3 separate regions of the Mus musculus genome follow, and regions 2 and 3 are each linked to region 1. The links are chromatin loops, found by intact Hi-C in ENCODE. Cell type or tissue: gastrocnemius. All regions are shown on one strand.

Region 1 (8,000 bases):
ATCTGGATTCTCCACTGGGAATGCTTCTCTTGCTTTCTGAGGCCCTCAAAAGAATGATTCTTCCAGGTGAACGATTTAATATTCAACATGCTACAACATAATTCTGGCAGCTTTCTGATTCCAAGGGAGAGAGAGTATTACTGAGACCTTCCTATTCTTAACCTCCTGGAGGCTCAATATGAGGCCACTGAGGAGTACTTTGCTGTCGAAAAGGAAAAATCATAAAAACGTTGTTTGAGAAATAACCATCGCTTGTGTTGGTTTAATGATGGCCTCTGGCCATAGGGCTTTTTAAGGACTTAACTTCTGAATAATAATTAATAGGTTGTATCATTAATGTGGTCATGGTGTTTCGACAATAGGTTCAAAATACTCAAAGAAACTATGGCCTCGGCACCCTTTAGTCCAATAATCTAGTGATCCATTGATTGAAACATACTTGCAAATTTTAAATTGTATTTAAAGAAAAATGCCAAAAGTGAAAAGACTGTAGCTTGCATGCAAGATCACCTCTGGGGGGCCCCATGCCAGGCCCTCTCCATCATCACAGGCTCCTGAAAAGCTGCCACAGAGCTGCCCTTACTGTAATGTTGAGTTCATCCAGTCAGGTGGAGAATCCAGTAGTCTGCAGACGATCACGTACTCTGAAGTCCCAGCCAGCATGAGCGTACAGACACAGGCAGGACACACCCTAACTGTGTGGCTGATTCTGGAGTAGTTCTGATAACCCAGGCACAGAGAGACAGCTGTTGGCCCAGCTGTGGAGGCACAGCCACAAGCAGACAAGAATAGGGCAGACACATGAAGCGAGGCTGCGGTGGGCTCACGTAAAAGGCCTGTCCATTGCGTTGGCTCCTAGAAATTCTCTCCACACCTTCTAGTCAGCAAGTCAATTGAGACTCTGTGTCCATCTATGAGTGTTAGGATTACCAAGAGTCCATTATTCCTACTCTAATTTCTGCCTGTAGCATGCAGGGATGTAATGAAGTAGATGGTGCGGAACAATTTGGTTAAATAAGTGGATAAAATATATATTTCTATGAAAACAGTATAGAAAAAAAGAATGAAAATAAAATTGAAGGCTAGAAGAGTGGCTCAGTCCTAGAACTCAAGACTCCAGTACCATCTACAACATAGCAACACAATAATAGTTACCATTAATAATGTTTATATAATATTATTTTTGTAATAATTTTGTAGTTGAAAGAAAGTTTTTCTTCCAAAAGATGTGTCTGAAACAGCTTTTTTAAAGTAAAAAAAAAAAAAACATATCAATTGAGATTAAATCATAAGCCTGAAGAGATGTCTCAGCAGTCCAGAGCACATTTTGTTCTCCCAGGAGACCCAAGTTCAGCTCCTGGCACTCATGTTTGGACTTCATAGCCACCTGTAACTCTAACTTTAGGGAGTATATTTCTGGCCTCTGAAGGTACCTGCACACATGTAGCATACATTTACATACACATATATACATATACGTGTCCATATATACACACATAGAAATGTCTTTTTTTAAGTGATGATAGCTCTACTATAAAATCAAAGATCTCCTAGATATTAGACAGCTTTTAACTTCTGCCATCATTAAGAACCTTAAAGAGAGGCTGGAGAGATGGCTCAGTGGTTAAGACCACTGGCTGTTGCTCTTCCAGAGGTCCTGAGTTCAATTTCCAGTAACCACATGGTGGCTCACAACCATCTGTAATGGGATCTGACACCCTCTTCTGGCCTGCAAGTGTACGTGCAGATGGAGTACCCTACCCATAAAATAAATTAATAAGACTTTTTTAAAAAAAGAAAAGAACCTTAAATAAAGCAACAATCTCCTAATAAGCAAGGATTCATTTCGGTTTCCTACTTTTAATGCTGGAATTAGATAAAAATAAATATATGCTCATTTGGTTTTGAGTGATGTCTGTCTGTCTGTCTGTCTGTCTGTCTGTCTGTTGTGTGTAGAGGTAAAGACAGAAAGAGGGGGAGATCAACAGAGCCAAAGGAAAATGAAGGGTATGTGGAGATTGCATCAACAGCAGTTAAACTTAAATGGGACAATGTAAGACTGCTTACTGGACTGCCTTTCAACTCTCAAGAGGTCTTACTGCTTTGATAAAAATCTCTCAGTCCAAGCAAGTAACAAATAATTCAGTTTGTGTCGGTCTTAACACGTTAGAGTTGCCAACGGCTTTGTCTTCACCGTAATCATAATTGTCCATGAACCACAGAGACCTAGAGCAAGCACCTCGGTCACAGCAGAAACCATAAACTTCCATCCAATGAGCCCAGCATTTGTTCAGAATATGTGGCACGATTAGGACATTGACATGAATGACACTGGGAAGTTCCTTCTCTCCTGGAACACTGAGCCATCAGAAAAAGATACATTAAACACGACAGGAAACTATAGAAGCTTTATGAGAGTGGATACAAGAGGAGTTGTAGCCTAGACCAAGGGAGTTCAGCATGGACACTCATGCTCAAGCTGGAGTCGAAAGGTTTCCAGAGTGAAGGCTGAACAACTCTTACTCAAAACAAATAGATGATGATGATGGATAGGTAGATAGGTAGATAGGTAGATAGATAGATAGATAGATAGATAGATAGATAGATAGATAGATAGATAGATAGATAGATAGATAATAGGTAGATATACAGACAGACAGATAATAGATAGATGATAGATAGATAGATAGATAGATAGATAGATAGATAGATAGATAGATAGATAGATAGATAGATAGATAGATAGACAAAATAAGATTGAATTAAGCCTGCCTTGTGGCCCCATTTAATAGTCTCAGGTTTAGAGGAGGGCCAACATGTCCCCTCCCCTTTCCCTAAATGAGATGAGGATTGAGGCATCTGTGGCTTGAGAGAGGCAGAACTTCTTGCTATCGCTTGAGGACAGGGGCCAGGGCCCCCTGGCATACTCTACTTGAGGACAGTGGCTTGGAAACTCCAAGCCTATGATGTCAAGTTCATTCAGAGACAGGGTTCTCAGCCGTGAGAAAGAAATCACTAGCAACGAAGAGGTCTTGATGAAAGAGACTCCTGAGACCTAGTCCCAAGGTTTCTGATTCAGCTGGTCATGGGGCAGAGATGGGAATCTGCCGTCCTGACAGCTTGCCAGATGACAAGGGCGTTCAGGCAACCCATTCCTAAGAAGAGTGCAGTTGAATACTTGACTGATAGGAATATAGACAGTTAAAACACTAGGAAGGCAAGGTTGAAATAATTAGAATCGGTTCTTATCACTACAGACGCCTGTGACCTGGAGACTGTGGGTGTCTCAGCCAGGTACTTTTCATCCAAGAGATCACAATGCATGAATGGGGTAAGGGCAGGAAGTGTGGAAATCATTTCTCACCCTCTTCTGTGAATGGCAGAAAAGCCTCCTGTCCTAACCTAAGCAAATACATTCAGTTCATTAGATTTTGAGACCTTTTTTCCTTTAAGTTGCACAAGTAGAATTCCCTGTTTTCTTTCAAATTTCCCTACCATTCTCCTCAATAGCTCATCAATTACCAGTTGATATTGTCAATTACCAATTATATTTTTCTATAGGAGCAAACTAATTGGTAGTTAATATTGATAAAGATTCATGTATGACCTTAGAATATATCAGGTGTATTAAAGTACATATTAAATCTACTACTTACAATTATTTTTCTCCTTGCTTTTCTGTAGATGGCTAATATTTTTTAGAGTTGATTTGTATGTGTCAAAGTAACTAGATAGAAGTTCCCTAACTCAGTGATGTGCCTCATTTTCTATAAAAGAAACATCATTCTGATACCATCATAAAGACATACAGTGGACATCAACATCTTTTGCTTTTGCTTTCTCTGTGTAGCCTTGGTTCTCTTGGAACTCACTCTGTAGACCAGGCTGGCCTTGAACTCAGAGATCTTCCTGCCTCTGCCTCCCAAGTGCTGGGATTAAAGGTGTGCACCACCATTGCCCGGCATCTGGACATTAATATTCTTATACAAATCTTGAATGCTATTTCAGGGAAGCAAAGCTTAGAACCACATGTAGAAAATGGTATGCATTCAACTGTCACATATGAGATATGGTGCACACAGGAAAGCCAGGTATTGAATCCAAATCTATCTGCCTGCCTGCCTCTCTCTCTCTCTCTCTCTCTCTCTCTCTCTATCTATCTATCTATCTCTCTCTCTATCTATCTCACACACACACACACATACACACACACACATTCTGCTGAATCTAAAAATATGCCAACGTTAAGCCACTTCTCACCTACAACAATGGCAGTTTCATATAGTTCATCTTTTTGTTATCATGGAAAAGGGAGAGGGTTGACCAACTTCACCTTTCCCACAACTAAACTGCCTAACTTCCTAAGTCTGATTTTTAAAAAGTGACACTTTTATGTCATTTGACATTTCTTCTGTGATGTTTTTCTCTATTCATTTTCGTTGAAGTATTGCCATAATGTCATGCGGATCATGATTTTGGTGTCCAAGGTTCAAAGCACAGAAAACAGTTCGCTATCCACCAACTGTCCTCTTCTGCTCTTCCCAGGGCTGTGTCTGCAAAGGCAAAGGACAATGCCTCTGCGCGGGGACCAAAGGGGAGAAGGTAAGAAGAGAACTTCTCGCCGCCTCTTCACAGATGCCTGAGTCGGTCACACTTCGCCCTTCTGTAGTGGAGATCATCATCCAGTCCCCTAAATCCACCTTTAAAGTAATTGTATATAAACATTAACCTTAAACAATGTTGAAAGCTCCTCCGGCTACCTTGTGTAAATACTGGCAGCCAGACTGTAACTCTCTTGGCTGAATAAGTAGCAAGTTGGCAGAAAAAGAACATTTCTATGAAAGCCTCCCTAGCATACTCTATATTTATAATGTTGCTAAACATGAGAGAAGAAATTAAAACAACTTGATTCTCTCGCTTCGATGTAAACATTGAAACCCGCAACGCTGTGCCGCTGCACTGGAACAAGACCGCCCCCTGGTGGCGAAATTGGCAGCAGCCCTGTTGAAACAAAAATTCAAAGCTCCATTGCAGAATTCAAGGAAAAAGAAGGCTGTGAAATCTCATCAGTTCGCTCCATTAACTCACAATTTATGACAATTAAGGCAGAGGCAGAGCTAAAGTATTTTTTTGTTTACAAACCTCTTCTTCCTCGGAGGTATTAATTAATCGTTCAACAATATGAAAAGTAACTCTTAAAATTACTTCAAAGAAAGCACATTTTGAGCTATCTAAATAAGACATTTATATATATATATACATATATATATATATACTTATAGGATAATTTCAATACTTATTTTATCTATAGGTAATATATGTATAACTCACTTGCACTAGGGTCCGCCCCTCTCCACCTAAGCTGTGAATGAATGTAGCATGTTCATATTTACTCTGGAATGTCTCTCTTTGTACTTGAACTTGTATCCAGGCATATGTTGAGTCCCAGTTGTATGCATGATCCAATTTAAAACATGAGAGTAACTAAATGGTAAGAAAGCTCTAGTAAATCTCTTTATTTTCTGTTTATTGGCTGTGCTTGACTTATATAAGCGTAAAGTAGCAGACTTCTGATCTTTTCTGTTGGTTTATTATTTATTATCTGTCTGTCTATCTATCTATCCATCCTTCTTATCTGTTTACCTATCTATTTATTTATTGTACTTGCCCACTGTAACAAACTTGATCAAACTAACTAATGGCCTTGAGTGTTGAGGATTGTTTCCAGTATTCTGGTTCAAGAGGATGTTTTTTGTTGGTGAAACTCTATTTCACTCACTTCTACCAGGCGCTTCCCCACAGCATCATCTACGGTCATTCCGCTCAGACTTTCTGCTATGTTGCCCTTGGTGCCTCTCCTGAAACTCCTATGAAAACAGCTGGTTGAGGGACTCATTCCCTTATAACAAGAACGCTTTTGAGTCCACGCCTCCATGGTATTCTATTTTCCTTCCATCATTACTAAAATCTCAAAATACAGCTTACTCCTCATCCTCACCATCTCTATCCTTCAATAAACACATTCCACTAATCTTAACTTTCTATCAAAACTGCTCTTTCAATTCTCGGTCCCTGTCCTTCTAACATCTATCCTGAGTAGGTCTACTGTCTGGCAAAAGTCTCTAAAGGATATGGGCATCACTCTGAAACCTATGGACATATATTAGTAGACAGTGGCTACCCTTGGAGCTGAGTGCTAACTAGTGACCCCTTGATGCAAGGGAAGAGCATCATTGAAAGGAGAAGGCTGTGCTGTGGTAGTGAGTGGTGCTGGATAACTGCCGCTTAATTCTGGATTCTTTTTGGTTTTAACAGGGGGAGAAAGGGGTTCCTGGTTCCCCTGGATTTCCTGGCCAGAAAGGATTTCCAGGTCCTGAAGGCTTGCCTGGACCACAGGGACCCAAGGTATGTGGGCCTGCAAGCTTGACAAACCCTCTGTCCACCTAACCCATCTCCATGCCCACCACATAGGCCACTGAGACCGTACAGAGAATCTCCCATCTGGCAGATATAAAACAAATTCTTGGTTTCCTGTCCTAGCTAAGCATTCACCCAGCTCACCCACCCAGGCCCTGTGTAGTTTCTGCCTAGGAGTCTATCCAAACACCTCTTACATGGGGGGGGGGGGGGAGGCGGTCTTTTGCCCTTTCACCTCTGCCCTTTACACTCCCCCACCCCGGTCTTGGAACCCCTTTGGTGTTGGCTTACCTATCTTAGTGTTGAAACATACAAGGTTTGCTGGCACACAACTCCATCTAGATTTTTTAGGTCCCCAAACCAAAGGATTTTCATCCTCTCCTTGTCTTTTCTTTTCATCGGGTTCTTGAAAGAGTAGTTCGTGTGATACCTGTGGCTCTCCTGCTTCTCTCCCCTCAGCCAGAGCCACTTTGCCTTTGGCTTTCTTCCCTGAAAACAATCCTGCGAACTTCACTGGTGACCTCCAAATGACCACTGTGAAGTGTGCTTTGGGGTCCTTACCTGATATAAACCTCTGCTTTACTTCAGATTGTGTGGATCTGTCTGCCTTTGTTTTTGGAAGTCCCCTATCCCTGATTCTATTCCTGTCTCCCCATCCACCCATTCCTTTGTGGGGTCTGTTGAGCACCGGGCAACTATGGTTTATAGCAGGGCCTGCCGGGCTCCACAAGAGGATTTACTAAATAACTGTGAACCACTAGGTCGGCATACTGTTCCTTCCAACTGGGGACATTAGCTAGCCAGACACCTGGGCTGTCAGGCACACAAACTCACTCCCCTGACTACTGACCTCCAACAAGCTGTGAACTAATAAGCTATAAAAAATAATTATAATTGATCTCTGTGGAGTCTTTTAAAATCCCATGCTGTATTGACATGCACATTAGAATAATACACACAACACTTAAACGATGTATTTTCTACCTGCCAAGCGCTGGCCCAGTCATCCTTCCCTGCTTTTCATTTTCTCCTCACTTCGGCCCCACGATGCCAGTACACAGAACTCAAGAGGACCTTTGTGTTTAACACTTTATTGTAAAGGATGCACATGAACAGACAGGCAAGGTCACAGGATGCACTGAAGGTGCTCTGGCAGACACCTCCATCCCCTGGAACTGAAGCACCTCACTCTCCAGGCACATACATACCCATCAGCCCAAAGCTCTCTGCAATCACCTTAAGGCTGGAATGCTTGCAGAGCTTTCCTCTAGGAAACAGGATCCATTCCTAAGCCGGCCTCTGCTCCCCCTGCTCCTTAGACAATGGGGTTGCGGCTGGAGTTTTAAGCTTCTGGGGGGGGGGGAGTGACCAGCTCCCCACCCCAGCCAAGAGCCCATCAAAAACCCCTTCATCAACAGGCGGTGGTGGTGAATGCCTTTAATCCCAGCACTTGGGAGGCAGAGGCAGGCAGATTTCTGAGTTCAAGGCCAGCCTGGTCTACAAAGTGAATTCCAGGACAGCCAGGGCTATACAGAGAAACCCTGTCTCGAAAAACGAAACAAAACAAAACAAACAAAAAAAAA
Region 2 (8,000 bases), 87 kb before region 1:
TTCTCTTATGAATATCGATGCAAAAATCCTCAATAAAATTCTCGCTAACCGAATCCAAGAACACATTAAAGCAATCATCCATCCTGACCAAGTAGGTTTTATTCCAGGGATGCAGGGATGGTTTAATATACGAAAATCCATCAATGTAATCCATTATATAAACAAACTCAAAGACAAAAACCACATGATCATCTCGTTAGATGCAGAAAAAGCATTTGACAAGATCCAACACCCATTCATGATAAAAGTTTTGGAAAGATCAGGAATTCAAGGCCCATACCTAAACATGATAAAAGCAATCTACAGCAAACCAGTAGCCAACATCAAAGTAAATGGAGAGAAGCTGGAAGCAATCCCACTAAAATCAGGGACTAGACAAGGCTGCCCACTTTCTCCCTACCTTTTCAACATAGTACTTGAAGTATTAGCCAGAGCAATTCGACAACAAAAGGAGATCAAGGGGATACAAATTGGAAAAGAGGAAGTCAAAATATCACTTTTTGCAGATGATATGATAGTATATATAAGTGACCCTAAAAATTCTACCAGAGAACTCCTAAACATGATAAACAGCTTCGGTGAAGTAGCTGGATATAAAATAAACTCAAACAAGTCAATGGCCTTTCTCTATACAAAGAATAAACAGGCTGAGAAAGAAATTAGGGAAACAACACCCTTCTCAATAGTCACAAATAATATAAAATATCTTGGCGTGACTCTAACTAAGGAGGTGAAAGATCTGTATGATAAAAACTTCAAATCTCTGAAGAAAGAAATTAAAGAAGATCTCAGAAGATGGAAAGATCTCCCATGCTCATGGATTGGCAGGATCAACATTGTAAAAATGGCTATCTTGCCAAAAGCAATCTACAGATTCAATGCAATCCCCATCAAAATTCCAACTCAATTCTTCAACGAATTGGAAGGAGCAATTTGCAAATTTGTCTGGAATAACAAAAAACCTAGGATAGCAAAAAGTCTTCTCAAGGATAAAAGAACTTCTGGCGGAATCACCATGCCAGACCTAAAGCTTTACTACAGAGCAATTGTGATAAAAACTGCATGGTACTGGTATAGAGACAGACAAGTAGACCAATGGAATAGAATTGAAGATCCAGAAATGAACCCACACACCTATGGTCACTTGATCTTCGACAAGGGAGCTAAAACCATCCAGTGGAAGAAAGACAGCATTTTCAACAATTGGTGCTGGCACAACTGGTTGTTATCGTGTAGAAGAATGCGAATCGATCCATACTTATCTCCTTGTACTAAGGTCAAATCTAAGTGGATCAAGGAACTTCACATAAAACCAGAGACACTGAAACTTATAGAGGAGAAAGTGGGGAAAAGCCTTGAAGATATGGGCACAGGGGAAAAATTCCTGAACAGAACAGCAATGGCTTGTGCTGTAAGATCGAGAATCGACAAATGGGACCTAATGAAACTCCAAAGTTTCTGCAAGGCAAAAGACACCGTCAATAAGACAAAAAGACCACCAACAGATTGGAAAGGATCTTTACCTATCCTAAATCAGATAGGGGACTAATATCCAACATATATAAAGAACTCAAGAAGGTGGACTTCAGAAAATCAAATAACCCCATTAAAAAATGGGGCTCAGAACTGAACAAAGAATTCTCACCTGAGGAATACCGAATGGCAGAGAAGCACTTGAAAAAATGTTCAACATCCTTAATCATCAGGGAAATGCAAATCAAAACAACCCTGAGATTCCACCTCACACCAGTCAGAATGGCTAAGATCAAAAATTCAGGTGACAGCAGATGCTGGCGAGGATGTGGAGAAAGAGGAACACTCCTCCATTGTTGGTGGGAGTGCAGGCTTGTACAACCACTCTGGAAATCAGTCTGGCGGTTCCTCAGAAAACTGGACATAGTACTACCGGAGGATCCAGCAATACCTCTCCTGGGCATATATCCAGAAGATGCCCCAACAGGTAAGAAGGACACATGCTCCACTATGTTCATAGCAGCCTTATTTATAATAGCCAGAAGCTGGAAAGAACCTAGATGCCCCTCAACAGAGGAATGGATACAGAAAATGTGGTACATCTACACAATGGAGTACTACTCAGCTATTAAAAAGAATGAATTTATGAAATTCCTAGCCAAATGGATGGACCTGGAGGGCATCATCCTGAGTGAGGTAACACATTCACAAAGAAACTCACACAATATGTATTCACTGATAAGTGGATATTAGCCCCAAACCTAGGATACCCAAGATATAAGATATAATTTGCTAAACACATGAAACTCAAGGAGAATGAAGACTGAAGTGTGGACACTATGCCCCTCCTTAGATTTGGGAACAAAACACCCATGGAAGGAGTTACAGAGACGGAGTTTGGAGCTGAGATGAAAGGATGGACCATGTAGAGACTGCCATAGCCAGGGATCCACCCCATAATCAGCATCCAAACGCTGACACCATTGCATACACTAGCAAGATTTTATTGAAAGGACGCAGATGTAGCTGTCTCTTGTGAGACTATGCCGGGGCCCAGCAAACACAGAAGTGGATGCTCACAGTCAGCTAATGGATGGATCATAGGGCTCCCAATGGAGGTGCTAGAGAAAGTAGCCAAGGAGCTAAAGGGATCTGCAACCCTATAGGTGGAACAACATTATGAGCTAACCAGTACCCCGGAGCTCTTGACTCTAGCTGCATATATATCAAAAGATGGCCTAGTCGGCCATCACTGGAAAGAGAGGCCCATTGGACTTGCAAACTTTATATGCCCCAGTACAGGGGAATACCAGGGCCAAAAAGGGGGAGTGGGTGGGCAGGGGAGTGGGGGTGGGTGGATATGGGGGACTTTTGGTATAGCATTGGAAATGTAAATGAGTTAAATACCTAATAAAAAATGGAAAAAAAAAAAGAAAATGTAAACGAGGAAAATACCTAATAAAAAATTAAAAAAAATAAAACAATCCATCTAAAAAAAGAGAGAGAGAGAGAGACTGTCAACCAAGGCCAGAACAAAGAGCCTTGGTAAGTTAGGACAGTGTGTGTGTGTGTGTGTGTGTCCAATTTTCTACTATGACCTTTTTGTGGTTTTTCTTGGCAAAACATCTAGTTAATGTAAAAACAAAACAAAACACAAATGAAGTAACAAAGAAAACGTTTTCAGTACCCGTTGGGTTGTGAGACCATGGCATTAGCTATCAAACTATCACAGGAAGGAGAAAAGGCTTAAACAAACTTAATCTTGGCGATATATCAACCACCCTCCATCCCTACCTCATGGAACATAGCCAGTAACACTGAAAGTTGTGCAACTTTGTCCCCACACTGAGAGATGAGAAAATTGCCTCAAGATCATGACTTACTCAAGCCCACATCCTTGCTGCCTTGAATCCTTACCTGGATGGTCAGCCTCTCTCCAAACCCCTCTGCCTCCCACTACTCTACTGGCATAGTGTAGGGCCTCACTGACTCCTATGTTGTCTGCAGTGAGATTTCTGGCTTTTCTCTCCCTCCTCCTCATTTACTTCATCATCATCAGCAGCAGCAGCAGCAGCAGCAGTTTTTGGACACAGAGTCTCACTCTGCAGCCTAGGCTGGCTCTAACTGTATGCACATTTGCCGTACTTCTAGCTCAGAGCCATTCACTGCCAAGCCCCAAGACAGTCACATCATTTGTTGCACAGGTTATCCAAGTGTCAGTCTCCCTCACTCCCTTGACCTCAGTTTTCTCCCCAACAGATCTGTTAGCTCCCTCCAGCCTGCCCTTCCCTTGGGTCATATGCCTTACCTCTGATGGCATATTGTGCCCCCACCCGGACCCCAACCCACCAGTCCCCTATGATCCATGTATTCATGTGCCATTCTCATTTGTATGCCAGAAATGACAATAGTCTTTCTTCATCTGTCACTCAAACCCTACCATCCTCCCATCAAAAATGTGTTGATGGCAGTGGCATCAGCTATTGGATGGAACACAGGGCCCCCAATGGAGGAGCTAGAGAAAGTATCCAAGGAGCTGAAGGGATCTGCAACCCTATAGGAGGAACCACAATATGAACTAACCAGTACTCCCAGATCTCATGTCTCTAGCTGCATATGTAGCAGAAGATGGCCTAGTCGGCCATCATTGGGAAGAGAGGCCCCTTGGTCTTGCAAATTTTATATGCTTCAGTACAGGGGAACACCAGGGCCAAGAAGTGGGAGTGGGTGGGTAGGAGAGTCGGGGGGAGGGTATAGGAAACTTTTGGGACAGCATTTGAAATGTAAAATAAGAAAATACCTGATAAAAATTAGAATAGTAAAAAAAAAAATAATAACCAAGCCACATGTTCTAGGCTCTTCCTCTGCTCTAAGCTCAATACGGTGTTCTGCTTTCTTCTCATGGGCTCTTTACAAAAATAGGAAGTAGAAAGCCACCTTTGCATGCTTCTTCATTCTCCGAGGAGGACTTAGCCTCAGAAAGATGAAGCAATGTGCTTGAGGCAACACAGACAGGACCTGGGGATGTAGAAGTCTGAACTCAGACCTTCCCATCTCAAGGTGTCTGCTTCATTTTCCATTCCAGACCTCACCAACCCCATTTCCCTCAAACCATCATTCTTACCTGAAAATAACAGCCAAAGCAATTCACTACCTTCATTTCATTGATGTTTTGTGCTTATTACTTAAAATCTGGTTAAGATAATACCCTTTAGAATGTCTTTGAGACTAAAGATTCATTCCCAGTTACCTTGGTCACTGTCTCACAATATACAAATTTTTAGTGTGTTCCCATGCTTCATAAATACTTCTGAAAATAAAATGTACAAATGAATGTTGTGTCCAAGACACCTCCCCCTTTGCTGCGTCTATTTATTCTAATGTTATCATTCCTTTTAAATTCCCTCTTCTTTTTAATGCTGAGATGTAATTCAGAGAAGACGCCACTAGGTGGCACTGCAATATCACAAACACCCTCACCCTGGGCCCGGTGGGAAGCTGGAGTCCCCTGGGTACAGAGAACCTTCAGAACCCCCCCCCCCCAACCCCCATCCCCATATTGTTGAGGGAGGGAGGAGTCTGGACATCAGGAAGTGTTTTAAAACCAAAGAATGAAGAGGCAGTGAACAGTCCAAGGATCTTGGAGTGCAGTAGTAAAGAATGTTTTCTTGCACCCTAAGATAACCTTGCCGGCTAACAACAAGCGTGCGGATGCACTTATCAGTCTGCCTTGGAAGCACTAGGGATTTTAGCTATGCTCTCAAGAAGCAGTATGCCTGTACAAGGAGAAAACCCTGCACAGAGAACCAAAGGGAAAAGCTTAGCCGTTTGGAAAACAAGGTCACCTCTTCGACCAGTCCCTAATGAATGGTTCTCCCATGTGTGTTGGGAACAGCCTGACGTGATCCATGTGCTGTGGAGACCTAGGACACCAGGTAGGGCTCTGTGCATGCTGCTCCTGTGATTTCCCCCTTCTTCCCTGGCCTTCTGCCTCACCCTAGCCTCTGTGTTTTTCTCCCTGCTGTGTCTTAGCTCCTCTTACGCCTGTGGGAGTGACCCTGGAGCTCTGGAGGAATGCCTTGACCCCTTCTTATCTGCTCTTGATGGCGGAGACTGTATTTCCATGGAGCCCACTGTAACCACAGTTAAACAGTTCCCTTAGCCCCTCCCCAGCCAAGACCACTCCTTCTCAACACCTCCTACATATGCAGGGGACTTCACGCTATACAAGTCCAAAGCTAGACCCATGTTATTCCCTCAAATGTGGTTCTTGAAATACTTGCTGTCAATCTACACTATGTACACCTTCATTTGGGGGATAGCATCACCCTGAGCACTCGCCCAACAGCTCCCATGAGCCTCCCTCTGCAGTCGAGCTAGCCATAGGAATTTCTGAGCCTACCCACCCACCTCCGTGACCACTCCTTGTTAAGACTCTGTGACTTCCCACCTGGCTAGTGTAGTAGCCTGTTAGCAGGCTTTCCTAATAACACGCTATCTTCCCTGACTATTGTATCCACTGACCCTATCCCCACTGTACTTATAAGATGGTTGGAGATGAGATGCTATTAGGATGGTATCCTGGGTTCAGCTATCATAGGTTGCCCAAGGGCAGTTCTCCCATGTCTGCCGCCGTATGTCAGGATGAGATTTGACACCACAGAGAATAAGCAATGTGAAGGAAGCTGGGATAATGCATCTAGAACCAGGGGAAGAACGATGGAGGTTGGAGCAGATTTTCCAGCTGCATCCTGGCAGGGCCAACCCCTTGCCTTTGAACAGCTGGTCTCAAGTGTTTGTGGAAGCATGCACTTCTGTTGCCACAAGCCACCAAGCATGTGCTAATTTGTCACAGAAGCTGTTGGTGTTAATGTGACTCTTCCTCTATGCTGGGGCTGGCTGCCCTCCAACTCCAGCAGGTCCAAATTCAAGAGCATATCCAATGTGTCTGCCACCCATGTGCTTCTATGCGAGGCCAGGCCAGGGCACCAACTTACCCACCAGGGAGACACAAGGGTCTTTGCTGTATCCTCTTTCCCATAAGACACCCTCAAGCACCCAGAAACAGTGGCTGAAGGGTGATTCTCATTGATTTCTTCTTATCCCATGGTCTTGCCCTTTGCCTGACAAGTATTTGATAGTTATTTGTCCAACAAATGGGAAGGGATTGCTATTCATTGTAGTTAAGACAGCACGACAAAGTGACCGAAATTTTTGAACTCCATGTAGGGAGACCTGAAGCCCTACTAGAAATCACTGCACCAAAGGAGACGATGGATGTAAACAGAAACGTGGAACCCACCGTCAAACACACTACACCTGAGTCCTGGAAGAAGTCCTGTTATATTAGAACATGTACACTTGGTATGATGGGAAACACATGACAGACTGTAGAGTGCTAGAGGCAACTATTCTGTTTCCTTCATCCATATACACAAATGCTAGATGCCAAGGAGATTTGGTGGCATACGAAATTGATGCTAGTTACCTTCAGCGATTCTTCAGATAGATGCCATCTACATTGAAGCAGCCACACTGTAGGTAGACCAGAGAGCTCTGCTAACCACAGACTCCCAAAACCCTTCTCAGAGATACTCAACCCCAAGACACAGCAAATTCCAACCTGGAAATGTGTCCCTTTTGTTTCTGCATGTGTTTTGGTGTTCAAAAACCATGTTACCATTTCTAAAATAAACACTTGAGCAACCTAAGCCTACATTGTAGCCTGCAGCCTGGCAGCCTGGAATCCACCTGAAAACACATGACAGTGCAGCACCAGTTTCAAAAAGATTCTGAATGCCCCTGCTTTTGCAGGACAAAGGCGTGAGATCCATGAATGAACCTCATGTTTATTGATGAGAATGGTCCCAGCCATCTGACCTCAGGTTACCTGATACCCTAAAAGCACATGCATCCATCGTATATATCACTGATCAGAGAATTTTCTAGTAATAAGCCATTGAGTCCTTAGAGGAACAGGATGTAACAGGACAAGAAAGCAGCTCCAAAGCCAAGGAACAGATGACAGACTGGCTTTATCCACCTTCAGCTGCTGGTGGGTGGTGTTTCGATGAAAGAGAACATTATTGACTACTGAGAATTTGGAGACATAAAAGTACGACATGGAACCATTTGCCAGGCTGAAGCTAGTGTCCTAAATGCAGCTGTGTGATGATAAGGAGTGAGAGTTAGAACTGTGCGTGCAAGTAAGTTAAGGGCATGAGAAAGAGAAATACTAAGAATAATTAAAATTACCCAAGTAAAATCTCCTTTTTAATCACAGGAGGCAGGCTGATAAATGTATAAGGGGTGGGTGAGCAAGAGCACAAGACTGGACTTGACTGAGCATAATTCAGTGATTTACAATCCCAAAGGAAAGAGAGGCTCACTAATATTGGACCTGGGTTTTAAACCAAAAACTTGAAGACAGGATGAGTTTAAAGCTGTTTGCCTCCTGTGCAGAAAACCAAGTCACAAAGATATGGTGGTTTCATGGCTGTTTCATTGTTTCAGATGATAAAATGTAT
Region 3 (8,000 bases), 69 kb before region 1:
TATCTGTCTCCAGATACAACACCAAATAATACAGATACAAAACCAAGACATCAATTTGTATAAAAGAATAATAGCAGTCACTTTCTCTTTTTGTCCTGGCCTCAAGTTCCTTACCCTGGCAATATCCAACTCTTTAGATTGGTATCTAAGTATTAATAAGTACATTCACCCACATGCACACACACTGTTGGTGATTTGGGGTTGTTTCATTGACACTCAAGTGGCATGCTGCCGACTACCTGGCCATTTCCACCTAATTGCTGTGTCCACGTTCATTCTGACAAGCTCCTCAAAGCCGTCCATCTCATACAGTATCGGAGCGGAGCATCCACTCCCTACTGATGAATACTTAGGTGATTCCCTTCCTTAGCTGCTGAACATCACCCTGCAATTAATCTTCCCGTGTATTCATCTTTGCCCATGCCAGAATAAAAATATGTGACCAATGTTTTTTTAAAAATGCATTCCAAAAGGATTGTACTTTCACAATCTTGGTAGATAATGCAAATTGCCTTCTATGGGTAATATGTCAATTCACACCTCTGTCCTAAACCCTTGTCATCATATGGCTACCCCCTGTGTGAAGACTCTCTAATCTCTCTGCAGCACAAGCTGATGGGAGCATCCAGGGTTGAATTGTCTTTGTTTTAGGAATCATGACTGTCTAGCTGCATATGTATCAAAAGATGGCCTAGTCGGCCATCACTGAAAAGAGAGGCCCATTGGACTTGCAAACTTTATATGCCCCAGTACAGGGGAATGCCAGGACCAAAATGTGGGAGTGGGTGGGTAGGGGAGTGGATGGGTAGGGGAGTGGGTGGGAGGGTATGGGGGACTTTTGGGATAGCATTGGAAATGTAAATGAGGAAAATACCTAATAAAAAGTATAAAAAAAGGAATCATGACTGCTCACATGGATATAAAGAGCAAGGGGAGTGAATTCTAGGATGATACAGACTTTTATAATAGAAAAGTAGATGAATATAATACAAAAACAAGCTTGGAAAAAATCAGATAAGCTTAACTAGAAAAATGCTCTCAAGCCAGCATCATGGGGGGGGGGGCGTTCTCTAATGAATGTGAGGTAAATGGACAAGTCTTATTCTCCCTGCTTAACATGACACAGGCACTGACTCTTAGCTGAATTAAAGAATAAGGGACTTGGGAGAGCCAAGAAGCCAGGGCTTCTCATCGCTTGACCCAGGTAGTAAAGGAGAGTAGACATCATTTTCAATTACTTTCCAAAGGTCTCTGATAATCAAGAGACTTGAGTTGGGTCACTGTCACTCAAGAAGTCTTCAGCCCGGAATGGCAGGCAGCCCTTACAGGGCACCTTAAAACTTTTGAGGGTGGGTTCATAATTTAGATTCTTCCTTGAGGGAGCAGAAGAAAGAAGGCTTGTTACAGGCTGAGATTTCTCTAGAGCTAAAAAGCGTCCAGACTGAATCTTACATTTCTTGGTTTAATCTTGAAATGTCTCAACTACTTCTTTTCTGTTCCAAATAAAAAGAATTTAAGGAAGGGCTGTGGTTGTTATAAGATAAAGACCTCTCCAACACCCGGGCAACGCTATAAGCAGCTTTGATTGCAAGGATATCTAAGTGCTCAGGTTGTGTTTTATTTGGGACATGAAGGCCGAGCCCTAGTTTAAACATTCTTTTTTAAAACACACACACACACTGCAATAAATTATATATACAACAACATGAATTTTCTATGTACAGAATAAATTAACATACTTACCCCATATTCATATTGTATAGTAAAGAGGATAAATATTAGTGACCTATGGAAAAACAAAAATATATACTAAGTGTTTGCTTTAAGGGGAAAGAATCTAGACAGAGTTACAGTACCAATTCCGGAAGGCTAACTCTCGATTCTGACTGCTACCACCGGACACAATCAATGTCATTTTCTCTCTAGCTGCCAACATCACCTCTCCTCCATCAGTCAAGGAAGGTATACTGAAGGCCTTCTGTATGGACATACTGAAGGCCATGGTGTAGGAAAATGTAGGGGCACCAAGAGTGAGTTTGAGGCTTGAATGGATAGATGAGTGAAGAGAGAAGAAATGACTCTCCATGAAAGCAAGAGGAAAGGATGCAGAAGGCAGCTGTGGCCAGGGACACACCTGAGACGAGCAACATCCAGGGTGTCACTTAATGGAACCAATGCAAGAAGGAGTGGTATCTGGAAAGCTGCCTGAATGAGAGGAATGGATCAGGGTGTGTGGGGATAGTATGGAATCATTAGGGAATAAGAAAGTGACCCACAGCCTGAATCTACCCAGGGCTTTGCTATAAGCAAATTTTAACAGAGCAGGGATGCAATCAAGAGACACCAAGCTAACTTTTGATGCTGCATCTCTCCATCAAAGGTCACCATATATGCCATCACATCTGGTTCTTGAGCATATATGGTGAGCTGGTGCTCCTGGTCATAGTCCCCACCCCCCACCCCCACCCTCAGAGGTAGGAGAGTGGGAGCCAGGCCTTGGACTTGGTTTTATGTACAGCCTTTTCCTCCTTTGGAATCGTGTGCTAAGTGAGCCTTCTTTCTCTACATGTAGTCCTTTCTCTTGGAGAAATAACATAGACAGTGACAAAGCACTGCGATCCTGAAAGAGACCAGAAGCTGGAGGATCTTATTGGTTTACACCAGGTACTTGAGGGCTATGTTCCTGAACACAGAGAGTCTGATTCTTGCCTTCCCCAGATTCTAGAACTGCCCATGTCCCTTGGCTCACAGTCTCTTCTACCTTCAAAACTAGTGCTCGCTGGCCTCTGCTTCTTTAGTGACATCTCCTTCACTGATGCTGGCTTCCTTCCCCGCCCCCATTTCATGTTTAAGAATACATGTGATGATATTGGGTCCACCAAACTTGTCAAGATTCCCCCCACCATCTCAAGATCACCTGATTGACATTCTAGATTCCATTTCCAACTGTAAATTCTTTTTCTCGTGTAAATAACATATAAACAAAGATTAGAATGTAGACTTCTTTGAGGTCATTGATCTGTCCTTTGCATTTGTGGAAGCGCTTAGATTTCATTTTACTAGTTTCAGGAACCCTGAAAATCTGGGCATTTAATGCTTTTGCTGTTCAAATCTAGTAATTAAGATAGCAGGAATGGGATGGGGAGAGGGGAGGGGCACTGTTATTTGTATAGAACAGCTTCACATTTGGTCAAGATGTGAATGCGTTATGGGAAAGATGTTGGTATTTAACAGTCAGGATGGGTCCTAAATGGCAGCACATAAATACATGTCTTCCACAAAGACATAAACGCACCAAGGATACTCACCAGGGGGCTGTGACAAAGGACTTGGTCCATCTGAAAAAGCACCTCATGAAGACCTGGAGCACTGGTGCCCTCGAGGGGTGACCTCTGTGCCCAAAATACTCCTCCAGCCTTCTCCTCTCTTCCAGAAGACTCTCATGGACAGCCGGGAGTCAGTGTCCTGTTAGAATCTGCGTGTGTGAAATATAAAAGTCATACTTATGACTTTTATGACAGCAGTATGCCACACAATTGAGAATAATGGCTTCCGTTATTCTATCCATGATGAAAACATTTTCTAAACAATCCCAATGGCTGTTAACATAGCAATCTTTTCTTGGTATTTGTTATGCTGAATAAACATCTTTAGAAATGGGGGGAAAATCCTACTAAGGGCAAGAGGGTGTGGTGGGAAGGGACAGGGACATAGAAAGGAAGAAAAAGGTGTGGTCAGGGGTAAGGATGGGGCATGTGTAAAATGCCATAAAGAAATCTGTGACTTTGTAGGCTATTTTAGGAAAAAGTTTTTCCTTTATTTTTATTTTACAAGTATGGATGTTTTGCCTGCATATATCTGTGCATATGAATGCAGTGCCCGGGGAGGCCAGAAGAGGGAGTCAGATACCCTAAGACTGGAGTTCAAAAGAGCTGTCTGCCATTTTATAGGTTCTGGGTATTGAACCAAGGTCCTCTGAAAGAATAGCTAGTGGTCTCAACCACTGAGGCAACTCTTCAGCCCATGTAAGTGAACTAGAAAAGATAAAAAAGAAATAAAATAGAAATTGAAATATTCTCAAATCCTCTATATGCAATAAATATATTTTTGAAAAATGAAAAGATTTAAGAGAAATCACATTTCACAGTATACTTATGCATCAATAATTAAAGTAATCAAAGCTTAAAGACCCATTAATTGATTAATGGAAAAGAAAAATGTTATATCCTGCAATGGAATATTATTTAGCTATAATAACGTGGATATGATATGTACTGCTACACAGATGAACCTTGAACTCATTGTGAGTGTCTGAAGCACATAGACAATGGGAGAATCCACAGAGAAAGAATATAGGTCCGCAATTGTCAGGGTTAGGAGCAAATGGAAAATTGAGGAGCACATGATTATTTTGGAGATGACAACAATGTTCTGGAATTAGAGAGTGGACGCGGTGTACGTCATGACTGCATCTGGGACTTCTCAATTACAAACTTTAAAAGAGTTAAAATGGTGAACTTTGCTTTTTGAATTTTATTTGTAAACAAGAGAAAATTTATTTTTTAAAATTGACCTGAAGAGCTATTTACTTTGATCTAAAGTCTCTTTGGCACAATGACTGGAGATGTCTCAATTTTAAGAGTTTGTTTCTTCTGAGCCCCTGTCCTTATGGGAACTGGTAGGGAGAAGAAAACCAGTTGTGTCCATTATTACAAGCTATTTTTAAATGTCTGCATAAAAGCTAGGCAGATGAATTCAACAGTGTCTTAACTATAGACCAGCTTTTCTGGTGAGTGATGGGACCACCTTCTGTGATTCTTTCAAAACCAAGTATAAATAAATACAATTAAGGAGAACACACTGATTTTTTTTTCTATTCCCAAACTGATCACTTTAAATAGCTTTGTCATTTAAAGTTACATTCTAGAAACAAGTCTCAATAAAATGAACTACTATTTTGGAAAGAAAATGCAAATTTCTTTGAATCACTTAAACTACTCAATATTGTAAACAAATGGAAAACTGTCCAAAATTATGGAAATGTGGAGATATGTGTATTCCAGTTAAAACTAATTGATGCAATTTACCTCCATACTTATGTAGGCATTCTGTGAAGAAGTTTTCACAGAGGAATGCTCCTAAACTGTGGAAGAAGGATGCCTGACTACTGTCCTAACATCTGGAGTTTGACTACTGTCCTAACAAACATCTGGAGTTTCTCAATACACTTGGATGGATGATTTTTGGAGACTTCAAAATAAAACTCTTACAGCACCATTTTAGAAATACCCTGTGTTACCACACCATCACTGACAGCTAAAAATGTTGTAGAAATACTCATTAATGAAATTTATGCTGCTCAGTGATAATTACGAAATAGTATTTACATAGTATTTATCTCATATATACTCTACTGTTTGTGTGTGCAGCTACACATGTGTGCGCATGTGAATGTCACAGGTCAAACTCATGTTGTCCCTCAGATGCCATGTACCTTGCTCCTTGAGAAAGGGTCTAGGGTTCGCCTGGAGTTCACCAAGTAGCCTTGACTGACTGGTGACCCCGAGGGATCTCTGGGATGATCTGGGGATGGGAATGACCTAGTTTCATTTTTGTTGTTGTGACAAAATATCTTGACAAAATAACTTTAGGGTTTACTAAGCTTGCAATTCCAGATTATGATTCATCACTACAGAGAAGTCACAGAGACAGGACAACTGGTCACCCCACATCTGCAGTCAGGAGCAAAGGGAATGAGTACATCCATGCTTCCTGCTTGCTCTCTTGAAGCTTCTCCTTGTCTTATATAGTTCAAGATTCTCTGTGTAGGGAATGGTGTAGCCCACAGTGGGCTGGGTCTTCCCACATCAATTAATAACCAAGGTAACCTTCCCCATACACGGACACAGGACGAGAGCGGACAATTCCTCCGGTGGAACCCTAATATTTGGTTATCTTAGGTTGTTTCAAGTTGAAGGTTAAAACTAACTAACACAGAGAATTTGTGCTTCTTTCGAAAAGTATAAGAAGGTGCCCCAGAACAGGGGAACACCAGGGCCAAAAAGTGGGAGTGGGTGGGTAGGGGAGTGGGAGGGAGGGTATGGGGGACTTTTGGGATAGCATTGGAAATGTAAATGAGGAAAATACCTAATAAAAAGTATTTAAAAAAGAAAGAAAAGTATAAGAAGGAAATTTATTTAAAGGAGAGATGAGAATCATGATCAAAGACAGAACTCCATGCATGTCACAGCTGAGAATCTGGACATTGATTCTTTTTTATTTTCTCTAAAATGAGTTATATAAGTCTAAAGCAGTTTTTGATTCCCCAGGACATATAGGCCTCACTGTGAAGTCCTGTTCTAAGTGAGTTGCCAAAGGGAGAAAAAGGTGTGTTTATCAGAAACAGATCATGGGTGGGCATACAAGTATGTGTGCGTCTCTGCAGTCCACAGGACAGGCACACAAAGATGTTCTGCCTTCGTGGTGGTGATTCTGCTAGTAGCAGGACCTTGACATCACTGTCTTCCTGACACTGTCAACAGCAATGTACACATACTCTGTGCATGACATGACCATCTATGTTATGTGCAATCTATGAGGAATTTCTCTTTTGCAATGGCCAGTGTTAAGCAATTAAAATGTGTGCTTTGGTCCAGATTCCAAGTACATAAAAATTTACACTATCTCTCACAACAACCACCCTCTAACTTAACATCTTTCATCAATGGCTGACATTATGTGGAATTAGATAGACAGTATGTTTCTGTTTGAGTGTATCATTGCTAAAACATAACTTGAATAGCTGAAGTACTAGGACACTACAATATATGCAAACAACAACATTAGATGACCTTCTACACAGGCAAATTCTGGCAAAGTTATGTGACTTCTGAAGGAAGAGCTTTGCCACAGTTGACTGATAAAAGGAACATTCTTCATGGTAGCATCAAGGTTCCATCTTCACCCTAGCATTGTGAGGGCATGGCCAAGTTTTCTATTATCTGATCCCACCACCTCAGCTCCATAGAAAGAATCACAATGAGTCCTGGATTCAAGGCAACCCAACTAAAAGCATGTCTCTATGACAGAGAGCTCAGACTCTGAGCTTGGAACAGAACAAAGAGAGATTCTATGAAGAGCAGAGATAAATACAATGAGAAGAAAAGACATGGGAGAAGATGTGTCAAGAGATGCCCAGGGGAAGAGTAACCTTGAGTTCAGAGGGAAAAAATATGCTAAGTAGCCCCCAAAAGCAATTGTCAGAGAGAGAGAGAGAGAGAGAGAGAGAGAGAGAGAGAGAGAGAGAAGCAGTGAGCCAATCTGCTGACAGAACGGAAGCTGCCCCATTCCTTCCTGTGATTTCTATGAGCGATCAATGAATCTGTGCAGACCAAGTGTGGCTGGGAGCCCTCTTCTTCCTGTGGTTCTAAAGCTGGTTCACTCTCACAGAAAACTCACCTGCCCTGCAGGAGAGGGGATCCATCTCAGCACGTCAATGCTTTTCCAAGCATCTGCTCACTGGAGACCTCTCTTAGGTCTCCAGGCTCTTTTCCCCAGCATACAAACTGAAGTCCTTTCTAGGACATGTGACCAGAAAATGCCACCTTGTTACCTTCTAACTGTTTGTGATTACTAACCACACTTCATTTGTTTTGAAATGAGAATTCTTGGTTTCCAATTACCCCTGGGATGTCTCACACATCTCTGCTCGATGTTTTCCAAATGTTCCAATCTTACTTGGGAACAAGATCCAAGGTCTTCTAGATTTCCATGAGTCCCACCATGGGAAATTTGTTTTCTCTGCAATAGGCTCTTGTGTTGAAATACGCCCTGCTGTGTTCTCATCAATGTGGACTAGTGGCCAAGGTTTGGGACCAGATAAACAAGAGACTGAAACTTGGACTTTTCTATTCACGAAATGCTTATAGAAGTTTATGTCTTTTCCTCCCACTGGTGCCACTAAATCTGTTACTTCTGTTAAATGCCCAGGTTTTGTGCTT

What was found. Hi-C counts contacts between places; a loop is a spot of excess contacts. Peaks named below come from ENCODE experiments on the same cell type or tissue, not always from the same donor. Only the 100,000 strongest peaks of a DNase experiment are listed, where the experiment ranks them.
Region 2: a loop joins it to region 1, with 6 times the contacts of the local background. A loop is called at or near these places in 24 of 42 quality-filtered maps.
Region 3: a loop joins it to region 1, with 8 times the contacts of the local background. A loop is called at or near these places in 23 of 42 quality-filtered maps.

Annotation. Positions count from the first base shown.
Region 1 is chr1:82,636,894-82,644,893 of GRCm38, forward strand. It overlaps Col4a3 (collagen, type IV, alpha 3), which reads left to right. Exons shown (of 52, transcript NM_007734.2): 2 at 4,546-4,602; 3 at 6,316-6,405. Among named protein-coding and RNA genes, the nearest start is that of Col4a3, 54 kb to the left of the region's middle. In gastrocnemius, no CTCF peak of the experiment used is centred here; DNase peaks (open chromatin) are centred at 4,573 and 4,974; H3K4me3 peaks cover 497 bases.
Region 2 is chr1:82,549,613-82,557,612 of GRCm38, forward strand. All of the region lies in intron 4 of Col4a4 (collagen, type IV, alpha 4), which reads right to left. Among named protein-coding and RNA genes, the nearest start is that of Col4a4, 33 kb to the right of the region's middle. In gastrocnemius, a CTCF peak has its summit at 4,925 (motif pointing right); DNase peaks (open chromatin) are centred at 4,952 and 6,360.
Region 3 is chr1:82,568,061-82,576,060 of GRCm38, forward strand. Col4a4 (collagen, type IV, alpha 4) reads right to left here. Exons shown (of 48, transcript NM_007735.2): 2 at 3,309-3,475; 3 at 1,744-1,786. The coding sequence starts at 3,355. Among named protein-coding and RNA genes, the nearest start is that of Col4a4, 15 kb to the right of the region's middle. In gastrocnemius, a CTCF peak has its summit at 3,899 (motif pointing right); a DNase peak (open chromatin) is centred at 3,896.